2 separate regions of the Homo sapiens genome follow, and region 2 is linked to region 1. The links are chromatin contacts, found by Hi-C or POLR2A ChIA-PET in ENCODE. All regions are on one chromosome and are shown on one strand. Each heading gives the region's core, a stretch centred on a gene start or an enhancer-like site at or near the end of the contact. The rest is flanking DNA. Distances are from core to core; before and after follow the strand shown. Region 1 holds the start of MRPL1 (mitochondrial ribosomal protein L1). Region 2 overlaps LOC101928893 (a long non-coding RNA gene).

The links. A loop is a pair of places that touch in the nucleus more often than their neighbours do. ChIA-PET counts read pairs that join two places held with the same protein, here RNA polymerase II (POLR2A). Pooled maps may share reads with other maps.
Region 2: a loop to region 1 is called in a pooled map, with 2.7 times the contacts of the local background. The contact joins the enhancer-like site here to the promoter of MRPL1 in region 1. A Hi-C loop is called at or near these places in 1 of 50 pooled maps. POLR2A ChIA-PET finds 5 or more read pairs at or near these places in 2 of 52 experiments (OCI-LY7 and SK-N-SH).

The regions. Positions count from the first base shown.
Region 1 is chr4:77,858,384-77,865,329 of GRCh38, forward strand. It overlaps MRPL1 (mitochondrial ribosomal protein L1), which reads left to right and starts at 4,447. Exons shown (of 9, transcript NM_020236.4): 1 at 4,447-4,496. The coding sequence starts at 4,466. RefSeq lists a silencer at 2,435-2,650 and enhancers at 4,135-4,534, 4,895-4,994.
Region 2 is chr4:78,716,514-78,723,459 of GRCh38, forward strand. All of the region lies in intron 1 of LOC101928893 (a long non-coding RNA gene), which reads left to right. Among named protein-coding and RNA genes, the nearest start is that of BMP2K-DT, 56 kb to the right of the region's middle. RefSeq lists enhancers at 3,582-3,876, 3,716-4,286, 4,547-4,676, 4,859-5,429, 4,927-4,976 and 3 more and a cis regulatory region at 4,510-4,994. Within about 2 kb of position 4,567, at least 3 of the 41 ENCODE cell types and tissues checked have a DNase peak (open chromatin) inside an H3K27ac peak, as active enhancers do.

The sequences.
Region 1 (6,946 bases), core at 3,197-5,696:
CTAAAAAAACATTTTCCTAGATAGACATTTCTTCATGGGAAAAAAAGATCTGATTCCGAAGTAAGCACAAGGGGGAAAGGGAATCTAGGAGTTGGTAATACTTAAGACCCAGATAGGCAGACAGACAGGCATTGGAAATTTTCTCAGCTGGCAGGTGGACAGTTTGGAGTTGAAACCCAGGCATAGAATAGCAGTTTGTATGTAGAGAGGAAGAAAATAAGACTGGGTAGATTCTGGTTCTGGAGACATATCCCATGAGGAACGTTTATAGTCTATATTATATTGACCATAAAAATTTTAAACAAAACAACAGCTCCTCCCCAAGTTAACATTGGGTATAAATGCAAATATTTCATGGTATTACATAGGGAGTAGTTTTGAAAGTACGGTCACTGGGCCAGTAAATCAGTATCTCCTGAGAATTTATTATACTCACAGGCCCCATCTCAGACCTACTGGATCAGAAGCTCTGGGGGTGGGGCCCAGCAACCTGAGTTTAACAAGCCTTCTGAGTGATTCTGATGCACATTACTGAAATAGGAAATGTCTTGGAGTTCCTTATTTTTGTCTAATAAGAGAATCCATTTTCTTTTTTCTTTTTATTTTGAGATGGAGTTTCACTCTTGTTGCCCAGGCTGGAGTGCAATGGCGCGATCTTGGCTCACGGCAACCTCTGCCCCCTGGGTTCAAGCGATTCTCCTGCCTCAGCCTCCCATGTAGCTGGGATTACAGTCATGCACCACCACGCCTGGCTAATTTTGTATTTTTTTAGTAGAGACAGGGTTTCTCCATGTCGGTCAGGCTAGTCCCGAACTCCTGACGTCAGGTGATCCACCCGCCTCGGCCTACCAAATGCTGGGATTACAGGCGTGAGCCACCACGCCCGGCCGAGAATCCATTTTCAACTTGAACCCCAAAGGGAAGTGACACTTCTTGCAAAGAAGTTTCCAACTCAACTGGAAGATGGCTGAAGAAGGCAGAGAACACAGATCAAGTAAGTTACAGGGCTAGACAAATATTTATTAGCTTTTCCCAGGGAAATTAGCCAAGCAGGCTGGCAGCTGGCATTTTGCCAAGACTCCTGGAAAGTATAAATCTTCCTAGAAATCAAAAGTTGCATTTTAAAGTGAATTTTAAGTCCATAATACAGTCTAAAGACCTTCTGCAAATACATATAAAAGTTCTAATATAAAGAAAGTGACATCCTTATACATGTGGGAATAACAACAGCATGGATCATGTTAAGAAATAAGCAGATATTGGAAGAAGGAGTACTAGAACAGCTTATTCATTTTGCCTTTCTGGTTCAGAGCTCTCACTGGTTCTTTAATAATGACACTTAATATTTTTTGAGTGCTTACTCTGTGCCAAGTACTTCAGTAAGCACCTCAGTAAATTATTTTATTATTAGCCCCATATCAGGGAAACCAAGGCCCAGAGAGGTATATAAATTTGCCCCAGGTCACACAACTACTAAGTGATAATACTGGAATTCAAACCTAGGCAGTTTGGCTCCAGGGCACAGCTGCTTAACCAAAATGCTCTATTACAAGCTTATCCAACCCACAGCCTGCCAGCCACATGCAGCCCAGTATGACTTTGAATGCGGCCCAACACAAATTTGTAAACTTTCTTAAAACATTATGAGATTTTTTGATGATTTTTTTTTTAAGTTCATCAGCTATCATTAGTGTATTTTATGTGTGGTCTAAAAGATTGGATATTCCTGCTCTATTACCTCTTTTTAGTGAGAAGAAACTCATTATGTACTAAATATTTACAGTCTTGGAGTTCCCATTTCAGAGTATGGATTTTTGTAGTTTTTATAAAGTCCTTTTGTTGTTTTTATAAAGTCTCAGGCTAAGGCCGGGAGCGGTGGCTCACGCCTGTAATCCCGGCACTCTGGGAGGCCGAGGCGGGTGGATCACGAGGTCAGGAGACTGAGACCATCCTGGCTAACACGGTGAAACCCCGTCTCTACTAAAAATATAAAAAATTAGCCGTGCATGGTGGTGGGCGCCTGTAGTCCCAGCTACTCGGGAGGCTGAAGCAGGAGAATGGCGTGAACCTGGGAGGCGGAGCTTGCAGTGAGCCCGAGATCACACCACTGCACCCCAGCCTGGGCGAAAGAGTGAGACTTCGTCTCAAAAAAATAAAAATAAAGTCTCAGGCTAAGGAATCTCTTTATGTATTGTTATATACAAAACTGGAATCTGGATCCTACCTAATGCCATCGAGTTCTGGTGACCAGAGTGGGCAACAGGTAAGCTGTACCTGTACAGGACATTACTTTAATTAGGCTACCACTATAAGCATACTATATGGTATGTAAGCATACTATATGGTAATAGTTTCAATATAGGATGTTTAAACTCTCTTGTTAGAACAGTAGACATAAAAAAGTCCATAAATGGGGCCTGCCGTGTTGGTTCACACCTGTAATCCCAGCACTTTGGGATTGCTTGAAGCCAGGAGTTTGAGACCAGCCTGGGCAAAAAAGAAAGACACCCCACACTCCCCGCTGTCTATAAAGAAAAATAAAAATAAGTTAGCCAGGTGTGGTGGTGTGTGCCTGTAGTCCCAGCCCCTTGGGAGGCTGAGACATGAGGATCACTTGAGCCCAGCAGGTGAAGGCTGCAATGAGCTATGATCTTGTCACTGCACTCCAGCTTGGGTGTCAGAGTGAGATCCTGTCTTGAGAGGGGGAAAAAAAAGTCCACAGATGGGGGCCAACTGACCCCAGCTGTGGACTGTGGAAAGGAAACAGATATAGGGTCTAAGGACCAGCACCTCTAATCTGAGTGTTTGTTTTTCTCTGAAATTGACTGGGTAAACTTGCTCCAATTCTGGTACTTACTCTCAAATTGAATTAGTTTTTTTCATTTATGCATAGCCAAGTACACTGCTTGACACATGGCAGGCACTCATATATTTGTGAAAAGAAGGGAGGATGAGAGGGAGCGAGGGAGAGAAGGAAAAGTTTACAAAGATAGATTTAAGTTCTTCGATTTTTTTGCATAAGTCACAAATTGTTATAGAATCTTTGAAGTAACTGCTTAGGTGTTAACAAGACAAGGCAATACATTAGAAATCTTATTTTTTCATGTAGATGAGTACTATGTATAAATATGAATAAAGCATCTGGGAAATGCCTTTGATCCAGTTCATCTGCCTGTGGGCAGCTTCATTGAAGCAAGTTAATTTTGCAGGCTTGCCATTCTAATTGAGTCACTAATTCATGTATGCATATATTCATTTATTCAGCAAACATTTACTGAGAGCCTCCTATGGGCCTGGCACTGAAGTATGTGCTGAGGTTACAAAAATGAGTAAGATGGTTTCTACCCATAAAAAGCTCAGACTGGTGACAAGAACTGATATATTGTGGTGATGGCTGCACAACTCTTTGAGTACACTAAAAACCATTTAATTGTACAATTTAAATTGGTAGATTGTATGCTATGTAAATTATATCTCAAAACTGTTTAAAAGAAACACAGCCTGAGGCGAAATCTTTAAAAAGTTACCTAGGTGATGTAGGGTACGGTACACACGAAGCAGAGAAGATAGAATGAACCAAGTTATGGAGGTGAGAAACGTGTGTGTGTGTGTGTGTGTGTGTGTGTGTGTGTGTGTGTTGTGGGGGAGGTAAGCTGGGAAGTGATAAAATCCGTAATCAGATTTGTTTTAGATAAACCACACCGACAGCTGTGACGTAATGGAAAGTACACTCATTCTGTTTTGTTTTTGTTTTTTTTTCCTATCAGAATAACTTGTGCGTGGGTCTTGGAGCTGCCATTTTAAAACTAGAAATGTTTTATAAATGTCAAGTATTATTATTCAATTGATCCTAATGGTAAGTCTACTCGCTTGCCAGCAGGGGGTAAATGTAGAGATTAATTTAAGATTTTAAAGCTAAGGTTGATCTTGCGCTGACAGAAAGTTTGACAATTAGCAAAAAAAGTTTGTCAGTGAGTTGGACACCTCCCTCGGGTAGCGGCGAAAACGCCTAGAGAATTTTTAAAATAAGTCTTTCCAAGGCCGGAAAAGTGGCGGAGGAAGCTAGTGGGTTTCAGGGTTCCTGTTTTTCAAGATTTTACGTTGGGTATTAAGTACTCTCACAGCCTGTTAAAATTGTCGCTCTGAGTACACTTGCAGGATCAAAAAAGAAAAAGAATAAGAAGGAAGGATTAAAATAATCACAGCATCGCCAACAGGATCGTATTTTCCCGAAGGTGGTTAACCAGCCATACCGGAACCACGAAACACACAGGGTCCTGGGCAACACGGAGGACTAACAGTAACACCGCCACGCCGGCAGCAAAGCTCATTTTGGTCCCCGCCCCGTTCCTCTTTCTCTTTTTAACTCCTTCCCTCTTTGCGGATTCTAGAACGGAACCTTTTTTTAATTCTTCCCAGTAGAAACGTAGGAACAATTTCGTGAACGCAATCCGGAGTGCCCAACATGGCGGCGGCCGTAAGGTGCATGGGTAGAGGTAAGGCGAGGGGTTGTCTTGCAGGGGAAATGGCTCTGGCACCGAGTCTCTGGTTGCAGCAGAGTGCAAGGCGGATTCTGCTCTGGGTGCTGAAAATGCCTCGTGCTGTTTCTGGTCTCTAGGTTTTTCAGAGGGTGGGTCATTACTACTTAAAAGTGACCTTATGAAGGGTTTCACTCCATTCTGGAGACGTCCACCCTGAGGGAGGGAGTGGGAGCGGGACGTACATCGAGCGCCCTCCAGCCACCTATGGGCATGGCAAGGACTGGGTCGTCTCTGATACTGGGGTGTGGGCTGCGGGTAGTGGAGTGTGATAAGTGAGGTGAGTTCTGATAAGGGAAAGATGATGTATTTGAGTGGCTTAAGTCTGTAAATTAGAGCAATTTTCAAAGTGCTTTTTGGTGCTTTCGGAATTACTTCGTTATAGGCGATTCCAGTTCTTAAACTTCCATAGGTGGTCTAATTTGGATCAACGTTTATCATTTGAGGGGGCTAATTCTGTAGTACCTCTTGGTAGCGCCTCTTTTCATCTTAATAATTTCAACTTTTTGTCTACGATGACAGCCCTTTCTTGTGCAACAATTTTTTTTTTTTTTTTTTTTTGAGACGGCAGTCTCGCTCTGCCACCCAGGCTGGGAGTGCTGTGGTGCGATCTCAGCTCACTGCAACCTCCGTCTCCCAGGTTCAAGCGATTCTCCTGCCTCGGCCTCCCGAGTAGCAGAGACTACAGGCGTGTGCCACCATGCCTGGCTAATTTTTGTATTTGTAGTAGAGACAGGGTTTCACCATGTTGACCAGGCTAGTCTTGCACTCCTAATCGCAGGTGATCCGCCCTCCTCGGCCTCTCAAAGTGCTGGGATTACAGGCGTGAGGCACTGCGCCCGGCCTGTGCAACGCTTTTTGCTTTTATTTTGTGTTTTTGAAGTCCAGTGATATATATTGTTTAATTTAGGTAGGTCTTTAGGTAGAAGCAGTAGCCAGCATTACCCCCATTTTACAGAGGAAGAAACTGAACTTATTAGATATGTGGCCAAGTTCATATAACTAGTAAATGGCAGAGGAAGTACTGAAGCTTGCAATCCTAGGTCAGTGATACATGTATATTTAACACTGCATCACAGTTTTTTTTTTTTTTTTTTTGAGTTTCTTTTTAGGAAAACTGTGTCAAGAGAGTTATTGCTCAAAAATTAGGGGTGACAAGAGATAACAACAGACCCTGATGCCTACTTTGTGAGCAAACCAAAATGTATATTATTTCTGAAAGGAGGTTGAAGGCATCTTCATGTATGACAGAAATCGTTATGTTACACAAATCCAAAGAAACCAAAAATACCTGAATATTATAATTTTCTTGTCACATTTTCTTCTCTTGGCTTCTAGGATATCTCTCTGTTAATTGTCTTCCTATTTCATGTGTCATTTTTTCTCACATTACTTGGCTGGTTCCTCTTCCTCTCCCCAGCCTCTTTACTTTGGAGTGTTCTGGAAGCCAGGGTTCCATCCTTCATTCTCATCTCTTCTGTATCTAAATTCACTCCTTGGTTAGCTCATCCAAAGTTTGTGGCTTTGATTATTGTCTATCTTTTTTATTTTTTTAATTGTTTACTTATCAGGAGAAACTTTCACATTTCATAGTTCAAGAACACAGGTCAGTGACAAACTTTTAGGTAATTCAACCCAAAGAAATTCTTTATATTGCAAAATCACTTTGTGCTCTGAAATATACGTTTTCCTCATCTCCTCAAAATCTTTTATGGAATCATCATTTCTGTAGGAGTCGACACATGCCTTCTTTCTTGGCTCAGCCACCGCGAACATAGCGAAAACCCCCAGGGATACAATGAATGCTTCAACAATATGAAATTGCAAATGTTTTGCCAGAAGGCCCCACATCGGAGGTTCATTAAAGCACTGGAAGCCACGGTAGCTACTGTTCTTTTTAGGTATTAGCCTCAATACCAGCATTCTTCCTGGCTGTTGGAGAAATGGATGGCCAATTATTGTGTATATCTTTTTTTTTTTTTTTTTTGAGAAGGAATCTTGCTCTGTCACCCAGGCTGGAGTGCAGTGGCACGATCTTGGCTCATGCAACCTCTGCCTCCCGGGTTCAAGCAATTCTTGTGCCTCAGCCTCCCAAGTAGCTGGGATTACAGGCGCGTGCCACCATGCCCGGCTAATTTTTGTATTTTTAGTAGAGGTGGGGTTTCACCATGTTGGCCAGGCTGGTCTCGAACTCCTGATCTCAAGTGATCCACTCACCTCTGCCTCCCAAAGTGCTGGGATTACAGGCATGAGCCACCATGCCCAGCCGATTATTGTCTATACCTTAATGGTTATCAAATTTATATCTACAGTTGGGATCACTCTTCTGAACTTTAGATTCTTATACTCATCTGAGTATTCTACATCTCCACTTTGATAGCATATCAGCACCTTGCAGTTGTTTAAAA
Region 2 (6,946 bases), core at 3,317-5,816, 860 kb after region 1:
GGGAGAGTTTATAGGCTTTAAAAGGCCATGCTGTAGCAGGCGAGTGATAACAGGCTTTAATCTTTTTAAAGTGTGCTGCGGGATGGGATATTGGCGTTGAGTGGGGTAAGGGTGATTAGGTTTTAATGAGATGGTAAGGGGTGCATGATCGGTCACCAAGGAGGGAGTAGAGGTATCTTATACTTGTGGGTTAAGATGGGGAGATACAAGAGGAGGACACAAAGGAGGCTTTGGATTGGGAAGAAGGGCATCAATGAGATATAGCTGTAGTCCAGGAATAGTCAGGGAAGCAGATAATTTAGTTAAAGTGTCTCAGCCTAATAAGGGAACCCGGCAGGTGGGGATAACTAAAAAGGAGTGCTTAAAAGAGTATTGTCTAAGTTGGCACCAGATGGGGAGTTTTAAGAGGTTTAGAAGCCTGGCTGTCAATACCCACAACAGTTATGGAGGCAAGGGAAACAGGCCCTTGAAAAGAAGGTAATGTGGAGTGGGTAGCCTCCATATTGATTAAGAAGGGGATGGGCTTACCTTCCACTGTGAGAGTTACTGGGAGCTTGGCGTCCGTGATGGTCTAGGGGGCTTCCGAGGTGATCAGGCAGTGTCAGTCTTCAGCCGCTAAGCCGAGAAGATCTGGGAAGGAGTCAGTCAGAGAGCCTTGGGCCAGAGTTCCAGGGGCTCTGGGAGTGGCTGCCAGGTGAGTTGAACAGTCCGATTTTCAGTGGGGTCCCACACAGATGGGATGCGGCTTAATAGGAATCCCAGGCTGCAGGCATTCCTTGGCCTAGTGGCCAGATTTCCGGCACGTGTAGCAAGCTCCTGTGGGAGGAGGTTCTGGAGGAACGCCTGGTCGCTGCAGTTCAGGTGTTTGGAAGTTCTTGTGTGCTGGAGATGTGGCTGGGGTTTGTCTCACAGTGGAGGCAAGGAATTGCAACTTTTTTCTATTATTGTACACCTTGAAGGCGAGGTTAATTAAATCCTGTTGTGGGGTTTGAGGGCGGGAATTTAATTTTTGGAGTTTTATTTAATGTTGGGAGCAGATTGGGTAATAAAATGTATTTTGAGAATAAGACGGCCTTTTGACTTTTTAGGGTCTAGGGCTGTAAAGTGTCTCAGGGTTGCTGCCAAACAAGTCATGAACTGGGCTGGATTTTTATATTTGATGAAAAAGAGCCTAAACGCTTCTGATTTGGGATGAAGAAAAAGGAGCATTAACCTTGACTATGCCTTTATCTCCAGCCACCTTTTTAAGAGTAAATTGCTGGGCAGGAGGGGGAGGGCTAGTCATGGAACGAAACTGTAAGCCAGACCAGGTGTGAGGAGGGGAGATGATAAAAAGATTATAGGGTGGAGGAGCAGAGGCTGAGGAAGAATTGGGACCTAGCTCGGCCTGGCGAGGAGCAGCCTGGGGAGGAAGGGAGAGGTCAGATGGGTCTGTAGAAAGGGAAGATTAGAAAGACTCAGCGACGCTTGGGGTTGGTACTGAGGGGACAGGCGGGAGGGACAGAAGGAAGATTTGGGAAGAGTTGCACTGGGCACAGAGACTAGGAAGGGACTGATGTGTAAAAGAATGCCTGGACGTCAGGCACCTCAGACCGTTTGCCTATTTTACGGCAAGAATTATTTAGATCTTGCAGGATGGAAAAATTCAAAGTGCCATTTTCTGGCTATTTGGAACTACTGTCGAGTTTGTATTGGGGTCAAGCGGCATTGCAGAAGAAAATAAGGCATTTAGGTTTTAGGTCAGGTGTGAGTTGAAGAGGTTTTAAGTTTTTGAGAACACAGGCCAAGGGAGTAGAAGGAGGAATGGAGGGTGGAAGGTTGATGATAATGAAGGAAGCAAGCCTAGAGAAAAGAGAGAGTAGAGAAATGGAGGGAAGGGGTTCGGGGGTTCTTACCTTCCAGAAAAGTGGGAAAAGGGGTTGGGGCACAGAGATAGGAGGTCAGGGCATGGAAATAAGGGATGGGGTGCAGAAATAAGGGGTTGGGGCACAGAAATAAGGGATCAGGGCATGGAAATAAGGGATCGGGGCATGGAAATAAGGGATTGGGGTGCAGAGATAAGAGGTCGGGGCACAGAAATAAGGGATTGGGGCACAGAGATATAAGAGGTTGGGGCACGGAAATAAGGGATTGGGGTGCAGAGATATGAGGTTGGGGTACTTGCCCCTCTTCTAGAAAAGCGGGACTTGCCGCTAAGAATGAAGGAGAAGGGGTTGAGGGGTACTTGCCCCTCCCCCAGAAAAGCAGAGAAGGGGTAGACACAAGGAGAGAAGGGGTTGGGGTACTTGCCCCTTCCCCAGGAAAGCAGGACTTGCTGCTAAGGGTGAAGGACCAAGGCAGGCGTCCCTGCGTGGTCTGGCACCTTTGAAACATGGGTGAATAATGACAGAGGCGTCCCTGCAATGATTAAACACCAAGGGAAGGCTGCCTTCCCAGTCCGTGACCGGCGCCGGAGTTTTGGGTCCACAGATAAAATGTGTCTCCTTTGTCTCTCCCAGAAAATGAAAGGAATTGAAATTAAGAGAGGGGAGAGATTGAAGAGTGGAAAGGAGAAAGTGGTTGAGGGACAGTGAGAGAGGTTGGAGAAGAGAGTAAGAAGAGGCTGCTTACCTGATTTAAAATTGATGAGATGTTCCTTGGGCTGGTCAGTCTGAGGACCTGAGGTTGTAGGTGGATCTTTCTCATGGAGCAAAGAACAGGAGGACAGGGGATTGATCTCCCAAGGGAGGTCCCCCGATCTGAGTCACGGCACCAAATTTCATGCACATCTGTGTGAAGAGACCACCAAACAGGCTTTGTGTGAGCAACATGGCTGTTTATTTCACCTGGGTGCAGGTGGGCTGAGTCTGAAAAGAGAGTCAGTGAAGGGAGATAAGGGTGGGGCCGTTTTATAGGATTTGGGTAGGTAAAGGAAAATTACAGTCAAAGGGGGTTTGTTCTCTGGCGGGCAGGAGTGGGGGTCACAAGGTGCTCAGTGAGGGTGCTTTCTGAGCCAGGATGAGCCAGGAAAAGGACTTCACAAGGTAATGTCATCACTTAAGGCAAGGACCGGCCATTTGCACTTCTTTCATGGTGGAATGTCATCAGTTAAGGTGGGGCAGGGCATATTCACTTCTTTTGTGATTCTTCAGTTACTTCAGGCCATCTGGGCGTATATGTGCAAGTCACAGGGGATGTGATGGCTTGGCTTGGGCTCAGAGGCCTGACAGAAGTTTTCCCTTGGCCCTTGACAATATATTATATGATATTAAATCAATGTTATATTACTTAGAAGTGATGATGATATTATAGTTATGCGGAGAATGACTTTGTTCTTACTGCTTGTATTAAGGTATTAAGGGATGAAATGCTGTGAAAATGGTTCAATTAAAAACAACAGATGATAAATTATCCGTGAAAAAAAAAAAAACAACCCAGATACCAGTCAAATTGAAATAGAGGAAAAAAACAACAGAATGAGAGAAAGAGAGAAAAAGGCAAAATCTTAACGATTGTTAAATCTGGATGATGGGTATACAGGTTTTCATTGTACTATTGTAACCAGCCAGTGGGTTCATGTTGCCCACTGCCCAGATAGAGCCGATTTATGAAGACAGGGGAATTGCAATAGAGAAAGAGTTTAATTCATGCAGAGCCTGCCGAACAGGAGACTGGAGTTTTATCACTCAGAGCAGTTTCCCTGAAAATTTGGAGGTTAGGGATTTTCAAGGACAGTTTGGAGAGCCAGGAAATGGGTGCTGCTGATTGGTTGGGGATGCAGTCCTAGGAGTGTGGAAAGTGTCCTTGAGCCTGCTGAGTCCGCTTCCGGGTGTGGCCACAGGACCAGTTGGCAGGATCGGTGGAGCCATCAGCCTTCAGAGACAAAAACCTGAAAAGGCTAATCTCAGGTTCTCCAAGAGTGATGTGATCTGCAGGAGTAATTGGGGAAGTCACAAATCTTGTGATCTCTGGAATAATGGCTGGTAGTCCTTTCCATCTACACTACAGCAGAATTCAGGCTCCTTTCATTCTAATCTAGTGGTCATTCATTAGCTTTACAAAGGCAGTTTAGTTTTGGAAAGGGCTATTATCATTTAAACTATAAACTAAATGTATTCCAAAGTTAGCTTGGCCCAAGCCCAGGAATCCTTAAGGGCAGTTTGAAGATTAAGGGCAAGATGGGGATTGGTTAGATGAGATCTCTTTCACTGTCATAATTTTCTTACGGTTATAATTTTTGCAAAGGCGATTTCACTACTATTTCAATTTTTCTGTGGCTTTACCTTTTCGAAAAAGTAAAACTGAGGGGGAAATATTGCAGAGTTCAATGTACAGTACATTTTTTTTTCCTTTTAAAATGCAGAAGAGGGTTGGTCTACTTCAAAAAGTTCATTAATATTAGAATTATATTCTAAAATAATGGAAGGCCTTATAGAAATCTTCTACTCAGGTTTGGGGTTGCCGTTTATAACTTTTAGCTCCTGCTTTCCCCATGCTTACAAACCCCCTTTCTTTTTTCTTTTTTTCCCCCACAAGTTGCTGGACTGTGTCATAAGATTGCAGCATGCAGCCATGTTCATAGCACCACGCCGAATCCTTTCTGGTGAGGGTATCTCATATTGTGGCATTGGCATTGTCGCTGCTGACATTTTGAGTCTGCCCCCTCTGTATCTGGTGCGGAGTTGATCATGATGAGGTGACAGAGGCAGAACTGCCAAAGGTGACAGAATCATCTGTGTACACAGTTCTCTTCCATTTCCGGTTTTGAGTCCTGGGCTCTTTTATCTTGCTCCTCTTTCTGGCACAGCCCAGACTCCCTTCGGGGTCATTTCCGAAGTGGAACCCGTGCTCGGTCACTCCGCCTTTCTGTTTCCTTCCCCTCAGCAGTGAAAGAACCTTGCTTTGAAAATTGTTCAAAGGGGGATGGGGTGGTTGGCAGTTGTAAGTAACTAAATTCAAACCTTATGAAAGAGCATGACTTTAGGCTCTTATATAAATATATCCTGAAAAAAGTATATGTACTCTGAAGGGAGAGACCAGTAAAGTGTTGCTTAAAAAGAATATAGCTAACAATAGTGACCACAAAAGCATCATGCATATGAAAAAGCATGACCTTTGGAGTTAGGTAGACCTGGGCTTGACTCAACCATGCCACTTGCTGACAGGGTGATCTTGAATAAATTACTTAACTTCTCTGAACCTCAATTTCCTTATCTATAAAATGGAACAAACAATACCTGATTCTTGCTAGAGTGAAAAGTTACAATATAATTTTTCCTTCCTGGCTGAGAGGCTTCCAGACATCTGAACATGAATCTGGTGTAACTGCTGAGCTCAGCCCAAAGTGATCCTTTCTGTTCCACAGGAATGATTGAGTACACAGCCAAAATGAGAGACAGGGGGCAGTTGAATAGGTTCCCTGAGGGCAAAGTGCAAAGCCCTTGTTTGAAGTCTTTTATAATTCAAATCTATCGAGATAGTATCAGCACTTCTCAAACTTTAATGTGAAGAAGAATCACTTGGAGCTCTCGTTAAAATGCAGATTTTGATTCTTTAGGTCTGCAGTGGGCTTCTAACTGTAGACGTCCTGAACTTCTATCTAGAACTTCTATCTAGCTCCCGGGGGATGGAGATGCTCCTCTTTCATGAACCACCCTTTGAATAGCAAGGCCCCAGGGCATATATTTAAAAACCTGAGATTTCTCCAGATTGGGAACTTCTAGGATTTCCAGACTCTACTTTTTCTTCATTCTCACTCTCCTTCTGGAGAGTGGGCACTTAACATGCCCATTTTTAGTTATTATTCTATTAATTGCAATCCTCCTTTCACCGTGTTTTAATGAAGTAAAGCTCCTTTCAAAACGAACTAACAGCAGTTGTTCGCTGCCAGCGGAAACCTCACTGAAGAATTAAATACAACTATGAGCTTCTCTGCAAACAGGAAGGAAGGAGTGAATGGGAATGAGAGAGGAAGCTTGGCAAAAAAATGTCCCTGGGAGCCGCATTTATCCCCTGCCCCAAAGGGTGGACAGGACTACAGTCCCTTGTAATTGTGAAAGTGAAAAGGGGGAAAGCAAAAATGTAGAGACCTGAACCTCTGAGCATGTGCATTTTGAGTAAGTCCTGAGGCTTCTTCTTCCCTTCCCTCTCCAGGCCTCCCTCAGAGGTCAAATGCTGGTCCTTCTGGAGTGACTGGAGGCCCAGGACCTCCCCAGCAGCTTCTATCCTATTTAAGGCCTTGCTTAGTGAGTTCCAGTAGCCCAGACATTTTGAGCTGCTTGATTTAGCACATGTTTACAGTCCACAAGGTGTTAACATGAAATAATTGGTTAAATTTCTCACCAACAATCACCAAGTTTTGAGATTAAAAAAAAATCAAAGCCGCAAACACTTTTTGAGAGTCCATTAAAACCCAAGAATTAGGTTAGGGACTGTGAAAAATCAAACAATGGGGAACTCCACTGCCTTCAAGTTTTAATTTTATGAAAGGAAATAGACATGTTATAAAAATCAATGCTGTAACAGTGAGACAAGAGAGAAGGTGCAAGTAACCAGAGATGGGAATGATGCAGGCCATTAAACAAGAGTCTGCCTGTGCCCAGTGAGTACCACAGGGCCTGTTATATAAATGCATAAATATTGCTGAATAAATAAACCAGTAAGTGAGAATGAGTAAGTGAATGCAGAACAAGACCTTAATGTCTCAAAGAAAGCCAAGCCCATTTTTTCCCTATTTTTTTCCCCCTTATCTGATTATCCACTGCTAGGATTTCACAGGCCTCCCATCCAGCTCACTACTTTGCATCCCCTTGACTGACAGCAGTGAGGACCTTGGAATGTAAACCACCCCTCACTCTGCCCTTATCAGACATTTTTGGGGAGCTTATTTGTATATCAATATCTATATCTACCAGGAATTTCCCTCTATTCTCAGCAGTTATCTTGAGAGGAGTCCTGTAAGTTTAGA